Linked DNA regions of Homo sapiens: region 2 is linked to region 1. A link is a contact called in ENCODE Hi-C or POLR2A ChIA-PET data. All regions are on one chromosome and are shown on one strand. Each heading gives the region's core, a stretch centred on a gene start or an enhancer-like site at or near the end of the contact. The rest is flanking DNA. Distances are from core to core; before and after follow the strand shown.

The links. A loop is a pair of places that touch in the nucleus more often than their neighbours do. ChIA-PET counts read pairs that join two places held with the same protein, here RNA polymerase II (POLR2A).
Region 2: a loop to region 1 is called in a map of OCI-LY7, with 5 times the contacts of the local background. The contact joins the enhancer-like site here to the promoter of CYP1A2 in region 1. A Hi-C loop is called at or near these places in 1 of 168 maps with a recorded cell type or tissue (OCI-LY7). POLR2A ChIA-PET finds 5 or more read pairs at or near these places in 2 of 52 experiments (H1 and activated CD4-positive, alpha-beta T cell).

Annotation. Positions count from the first base shown.
Region 1 is chr15:74,746,395-74,750,144 of GRCh38, reverse strand. It overlaps CYP1A2 (cytochrome P450 family 1 subfamily A member 2), which reads right to left and starts at 1,300. Exons shown (of 7, transcript NM_000761.5): 1 at 1,248-1,300; 2 at 1-415. The coding sequence starts at 406. RefSeq lists promoters at 407-1,544, 3,276-3,750, 1,210-3,750, an enhancer at 3,398-3,656 and a cis regulatory region at 2,631-3,750.
Region 2 is chr15:74,959,278-74,962,951 of GRCh38, reverse strand. No RefSeq gene overlaps it. Among named protein-coding and RNA genes, the nearest start is that of RPP25, 4.3 kb to the right of the region's middle. Within about 2 kb of position 1,556, at least 3 of the 41 ENCODE cell types and tissues checked have a DNase peak (open chromatin) inside an H3K27ac peak, as active enhancers do.

The DNA.
Region 1 (3,750 bases), core at 51-2,550:
GGGCAGCCCACACCGGTCCAGAGTCTGTGCTGAAGGTCAAGCTCTGGCCATCAGTGATGAGGGTGGAGGTGTAGAGGTCAGGCCGGCCCTTGAAATCGTCGCCCTGCCGCACCAGGGCCTGCCGGATGGTGTCCAGGCGGCTCAGCACCAGCACGGGCGTGGAGCCAATGCGGATCTGCAGGACGTCCCCGTAGCGCTGGCTCATCCTTGACAGTGCCAGGTGCGGGTTCTTCCCCAGGGTCAGCACATGCCCGAGCAAGGGCCAGCCCCATGGCTCTGGTGGACTTTTCAGGCCTTTGGGGACCCGAGGCCTCAAACCCTTGAGCACCCAGAATACCAGGCAGAAGATGGCAGAGGCCAGGAGAAGCTCTGTGGCCGAGAAGGGAACAGACTGGGACAATGCCATCTGTACCAACTGCAGGGAAAAAAGGAGGGACCAGGCTGAGGGTTGAGATGGAGACATTCATTCATTCATTTCCTCAGTCATTTGATAAACACTGATGCGTGTTCTGTGCTTGGCTCCCAGCTGGATACCAGAAAGACTAAGCTCCATCTACCATGCGTCCTGGGCCCACAGAGCTCACCCTTTGAGCATCACAGAATCTGAGAGCTGGAAAGGAGCCTCAAGATTCCCAACATGAACGCTGGCTCTCTCCTCCACACATCATCTCAGTTTCCACTTCTGGGGCTGGAGTAGAGGCAAGTGACCACTCCAAAATGGGGAAGCCAAGGACAGCACCCTTGTCAGCCCCTGGCACAGCATGCATGCTGGGTATTGTACCAAAGAGTCCCTGCCAGTGCTGGCTTTCTGCTGATACCTTCCATATACCCAAGGGACCAGGAGTTCCCCCTACCCAGTGACACTGAGGTGGCCAAGGTCCCAGGGCTGGTTCAAATAGCCTGTGATGCCCCCTCCCCAGGGCATTCTTTATCAATACCAGGAGGGGCACCTCCTCCAGGGATGAGTCCCCATCCTCTCACAGTCTTGGAGGTTGGGGTTGGGCTTCAGCCAGGGCCAGGGCTGCCCTTGTGCTAAGGGGGAAGCCCTCCCCATCGCTCTCCTTAAAAATGGCTTAGTCCAAACTGCTCATTTAAAATCGGGAAACAGAAGTCAAGAGCTGGGTAGCAAAGCCCGGAACTCAGGACCCCTACACCTAGCCCAGGCTCCCCGTCTTTCTGTCCCCACTAGCTTCCAGGTTCTATAGTTGGGGATCCCAGAGATTGTAAATTGGTCCCAAGAAAGGTACCTGTAGAGGCAGGTGCTTGAGATTGGCAGGGTTGTAATGGCTGGTGTGGAGCTTCTGGCTCTAGGTGAGTGGCCTTTTTATAAACACCGCCCCCTATCAGATTGGCCTGGTTGTCCTGATCACCTGATATGAAAGCTGGATCACTGAACAAAGTTGGAAGGATCAACTCTTGGCCTTGGGCCATTATCCCTCAGCTCCACCTACTACCTAAGACCCAGGGTGACTCTTTGGGGATAGGCCAGAAGGGGTGCTGGGTCCCTGGGGATGAAGGTACAGCTGTCTTTAGGGTTCAGGGTAGGGAGCCTATTTCTCTGAAGAGTAGGGTAGGGTCTGGGAGTGGGGGTTAGGCCTTTGGACTGATCTGGGCTTCTTTCCCACTGCACACATGAGGAAGAGCTCTGCCAGGGCACTCAGTCTAGGCCAACCAGGCTCACGGCCCCTCTCCAGAGGGATGTTCTTCTGTAGTACCCTCCAACAACCTGCAAAACCAAACAGTAAATGGGCGTGTTCCAGCCACTCCTGATTTTCAGCCCAAGTCCCCAAGTGGAAAAGAAGAGATGATAAAGATTTTGCATCCTAAAGAGAGGCCCCCCTTATGCAAAAAGACTAAGAGACATAACCAAATGCAATATGGATTTGCATTTGATTGCCATATCGATTGGATATGGCATTTAAACAAAATTTTAAAAAAATCTATAAAAGATGTTTTGGGGACAATTGGGGACATGTAAGCACGGACTGGAGATTAGATGATATTCTGGAATAAATGTAAATTTTTTTAGGTGTGAACAGAGTGTCATGGTATGTGGGAGTGTATCCTTATTCTTAGGAGATTAATGCTGTAGCATGGAAGTGTCATGATCCCCACAACCTCCTTTTGAATGGTTCTGTTAAAAAATGTACACCTCTAGGCCAGGCGCGATGGCTCGCACCTGTAATCCCAGCACTTTGAGAGGCCGAGATGGGCGGATCACCTGAGATCAGGTGTTCAAGACCAGCCTGGCCAACCTGGTGAAACTCCGTCTCTACTAAAAATACAAAAATTAGCCAGGCATGGTGGCATGTGCCTGTGATCCCAGCTACTCGGGAGGCTGAGGCAGGAGAATGGCTTGAACTTGGGAGGTGGAGGCTGCAGTGAGCCAAGATCGTGCCACTCCACTCCAGCCTGGGCGACAGAGTGAGACTCCGTCTCAAAAAAAAAAAAAATGTACACCTTTAAAGAGTGTAATTGGATTGTTTGTAACTCAAAGGTTTATCCTTGCTTGAGGGGATGGATACTCCATTCTCCATGAATGCTTATTTCATATTGCATGCCTGTATCAAAACATTTCATGTACCCCATACATATATACACCTACTATGTACCCATAAAATTAAAACAATGTATACCTATCTATCAATAAATCGAGAGAAAGTAGATATGAGAAATGTCAGATATTCATGGACTTACGTGAGGATATATGGTGTTTGTTGTACTAAAGGAGTCTTTAATATGGACCCAGATCTCAGTCAGATCTAAGAGGAGGAGGAGGACAAGCCTTAAATTGGATGTGAAAAGGAAGTTTGCTATCTTTTTTTTTTTTTTTTAGATACAGAGTCTTGCTCTGTCACCCAGGTTGGGGTTCATGTGCCACAATCATGGCTCACTGCAGCCTCGACCTCCTGAGCTCAAACAATCCTCTTGCCTCAGCCTCCTGAGTAGCTGGGACCACAATCACAGGTGTGTGCACCATGCCTGGCTAATTTTTTTATTTTTAAACATTTTTTTGTAGAGAGGAGGTCTTGCCATGTTGCCCAGGTTGGTCTTGAACTTCTGGGCCCAAGCAATCCTTCTGCCTTGGCCTCCCAAACTGCTGGGATTACAGGTGTGAGCCACTGTGCCCGGCATGGATGTGAGAGGGAAGTTTTGATTTAGACTGGAGTGGGCTTTTATTCCTGAAAATGAGAAAACTGTGGGATCAACCTGTGAAGATGCCAAGGCAGATGGATGGGGAATCCAATAGAGAAACAGAGCATGTTTGAAGGCCATGAATGGGAGAAGAGGAAAGTTGTTTCCTGTCTATATCTCCATTGGGTTCAGATGACTCAATGAAAAAGGTCAAGGTTTGAGGTTAGGCTCGGTTTTATAGAAAATGGACTCTTTCTTTCTCTCTGTCTGTCTGTCTCTCTAATTAACTAAAGTTCATGGTTTACTTAGATTTCCTTGCGTTTTACCTAATGTCCTTTTCCTGTTCCAGGACCCATTGGATATCACATGACATTTAGTCATCACGTCTCTTTGGATTCCTCTTGGCTGTGACAGTTTCTCAGGATATCCTTGTTTTTGATGACCTTGACAATTTTCAGGAGTACTGGTTGGACATTTTGTAGGATGCCCACTATTGGAATGTGCCTGATGTTTTTCTTCTCATGGTAAGCCTGGGGTTATGGTTTGTTGGTGGGAAGACCTTGGAGGTTAGGTGCCATTCTCGTCACATCATATCAGGGTTACATCCTATCAATG
Region 2 (3,674 bases), core at 307-2,806, 210 kb before region 1:
TTGAATTTCATGCAAGATTAATGGTTCTTGTCCTCAAATGGCATCACTCACTGGGTCTGCAATGCAAACCCCCATTCCCCATCTGTGGGGCCAGAGCCAGCACAAGAGGTAGAGTGGCCTGCAGGCAAGAGGCTTGGCCAATGGTAAGTCTCCTGGGTCCTGTCCTGACTGGCTGAAGGAGAAAAGCAATACCTAGAGCTGAGCCATGGTGAGGAGGTTGGACCGAGGGTGAGATAGAGAGCTGAGAAGGAGAGCTGGAATCAGAGCACTACCCCAGGGCCTGGGACTCAGTCTGACAGAAGAGATGCCTGGCCTGGGCAGAGGCTCTTGTATGGCAGAGCCCTCTCCCTGTCTCCCAGACCACATTCACTTCCAGGCATCATCAACCAGCACTATTACATTTACAGAGAGCTCTGATACCCATAATCCCACTCAATCCTCAGGAGAGCATGTGGGGTGGTAACTGCTGTTACGTCTGTGAAAACAATCTCAGAAAAATTGTCAATCATGCATTCACTTAAACATCTATTAAGTGCTTGCTGTATGCCGGGAAATAAACCTAGCTCTCCTGATTCAAGGTCAGTGTTCTTTCCACGTGTTTGCTTCAATATGTTGATTCCTTCTTCCGTCTCCTCCTAAATTTGCCTCCCAAACACTCGCCTTCTGTTGCGATTTTTTTTTTTTGAGACGGAGTCTCATTCTGTCACCCAGGCTAAAGTGCAGTGGCGCAATCTCGGCTCACTGCAACCTCTGCCTTCCGGGTTCCTGCGATTCTCCTGCCTCAGCCTCCCAAATAGCTGGGACTACAGGCACTCACCACCATGCCCGGCTAATTTTTTATATTTTTAGTACAGACCGGGTTTCACTGTGTTAGCCAGGATGGTCTCGATCTCCTGACCTTGTGATCCACCCGCCTTAGCCTCCCAAAGTTCTGGGATTACAGGCGTGAGCCACCGCGCCCGGCTCTGTTGTGATTTTTGAAATGCCTACAGTTCTTTGATACCCTTCCCTTCAGGAAATGAAGTCTGAAACCCCTCCTTTTGAATGTAGGCTGGGCTACCTTCCAACTAATATAATAAACTGGAAATGATGGCGTGCAACTTCAGAGGAGGCTGGCCCATAACAGGCACTGCAGCTTCCTGCTTATTTTCTCTGTCCCTCTCTTTCTTTGTCTCTTTCTGATCACTTGCTCTAGGGGAAGCCAGCTGCCAGGTCATGATCAGACCAGTGGAGAAACAGAGGCCTCTGACCAACAGATATGTGAAGTAAGTTTGGGAGTAGATCCTCCATGCCCAGCTGACATCTTGACTGCAGCCTCATGACAGACCCTGAGCTAGATGAGACCTCTTCAAGCTGTTCTTGGATTTCTGACCCTCAGAAATTGTGTGATCTCACAATAATAAATGATTGTTGTTGGGTTTTTTTTTGTTTGTTTGTTTTGAGACAGTGTCTCGCTCTGTTGCCCAGGCTGGAATGCAGTGGTACAATCACAGCTTACTGCAGTCTAAACTTCCTGGAGCCACTGCACCTGGCCAAATGTTTGCTGTTTTAAGCTGCTGAGCTGTGGGGTAATTTTTATGCAGCAACAGATCACCAACACATCTTTTCCACTATGGAACACCCTCATCTCCCAAAGCTAACCCCTTTGGGCAGTTTGAGTCACTTAAAAGTTTATTTTTCTCATACATTCGGCTGAGATAGTAAAGGGAGTCAGAACTCTGAGTTCAAACATCTGTGGTTGCTTCTTTCTAGCTGTGGTACATAAGGCAAGTTATTTAACCTCTCTGGGTCTCAGTTTCACATCTGTCAAACAATGATGATACCTTCCTGGAAAGAAGAGTGTGGAGATTAAACACATCTGACCCAATGCTGGGCACTCGGTGGGTGCCTGCTAAATCTGAGTTCCCTCTGGCCCTGCTAATTTTCTTTTTTGTTGTTGTTGTTTTTGTTTTGTTTTGTTTTTGAGACGGAGTCTCGCTCTGTCGCCCAGGCTGGGGTGCAGTGGCACAATCTCGGCTCACTGTAAGCTCCGCCTCCCGGGTTCAGGCCATTCTCCTGCCTCAGCCTCCCGAGTAGCAGGGACTACAGGCGCCCACCACCACGCCCAGCTAATTTTTTGTATTTTTAGTAGAGACAGGGTTTCACTGTGTTAGCCAGGATGGTCTCGATCTCCTGACCTCGTGATCCGCCCGCCTCTGCCTCCCAAAGTGCTGGGATTACAGGAGTGAGCGACTGCGCCCGGCCTGGCCCTGCTAACTTTCTAATTCCTGACTCTACTTGCATGCTCCCAAGACCCTGCCCAAAGAGGCTGGGACTAGGATCAGGGGTTTTAAGAGCTCCTCATCCTCCTCCTGCAACAAGAGACAGAGGAGAGGGGCTGTACCAGCGATCCCCCTCCAGTGTGAACATGAGAGATTTGTCCACAGGAAGTAGGGTGTGCTGCTGGAAAGGTCCCAGGGAACCTTAACAGATATGTATTGGCTAGGCTTGGCCTCTAGCCCAGCTACCCCAACACCTCCTCCCAGGGTGAAAGGAGTCTAGCTTGCCACTCACCAGTTCACTGTGAGTGAAAACTGCTATTATTTCTGAGTCTTTCCCAATTTCTTTTCCTTTTCACCAGTTTTCTTTCCCCCAATCCCTTTACAATTTTTTTAAATTCACAAATAATATATGAAAAATAATAACAGCCAACATTTCCTGAGAACTTAGCAGCCAAGGTTCCAAGACGGCTGTGTCTCATAATCACTCTGTGAGGTAGATTACTATAATTAGCCCCATTTTACAGATGACAAAGCCAAAGCAAATGGGTTAAGTAAATTGTCCAAGGTCACACAGAGGCAGAAAGAAGCTAATAGAAGCTGAAGCTTCAGGGTCAGTAGCTCATTTATGCAAGCTGCTCCAAGACTCTGTATTCATATTTAATTGTCCTTTTCTTAAAGAAGGTAATGAAAACTTCATGCGGTAACAAGAGGTCAGTGTGCTGTTTTCTTGCAGATATTTTAAAAATACATTTACATCTATAAACACACACGGAAATAAATGCCCCCCTACTCTGTGTATGGCTGGCACCCAGCTCCTTTAACACAACGTCTTCACTGACTCCACTTTTCTAACCATTGTGTGGTGTGCACCACTGATGCTCTACTTTAAAATTTACCAGCCTTTCTGAAGTTGAGCCCTGTGCTCCCCTCCTCTGACTCTGGCCCCACCCTGGGGTTCCCACCCTCTTCTCAGCTTTTTCTCCCTTCGCCCTGTCCCCTACGCTGTTTCCCCCCTCATACAGCCCCTTTCCCTGTGTCCTCACTACTTCATGCCCCAATTCCTTCCTGCCTCTCGCGTTTCTCCTCTCTCCTCGCCACCCCGCCCCGTCCTTCACCGCCCACCCTGTTTTCCCCGCTCGCTGCCCGCTCTCTCCCACTCCAGCTTCCTCCAGGCCTGCCACATTACCCTAATTCACAGCACCCCATCCTTCCTCCCTCACTCCCCGCATCTCCCGCCCCCACCCCCTACACCCCTTCACGGCTAGGAGGGAGCGCACAGCCGGCGGGCTGCGACGCGCGCTGACAGTGTAATGAATGGCTTCAGCTGTAATTAGCGACCCCGCGGCTAATCACGATGTACATTTACATTTTAAGTGCTGCAGAGGGAGCGCGGGAAGGGGAGGGGACCGGCAG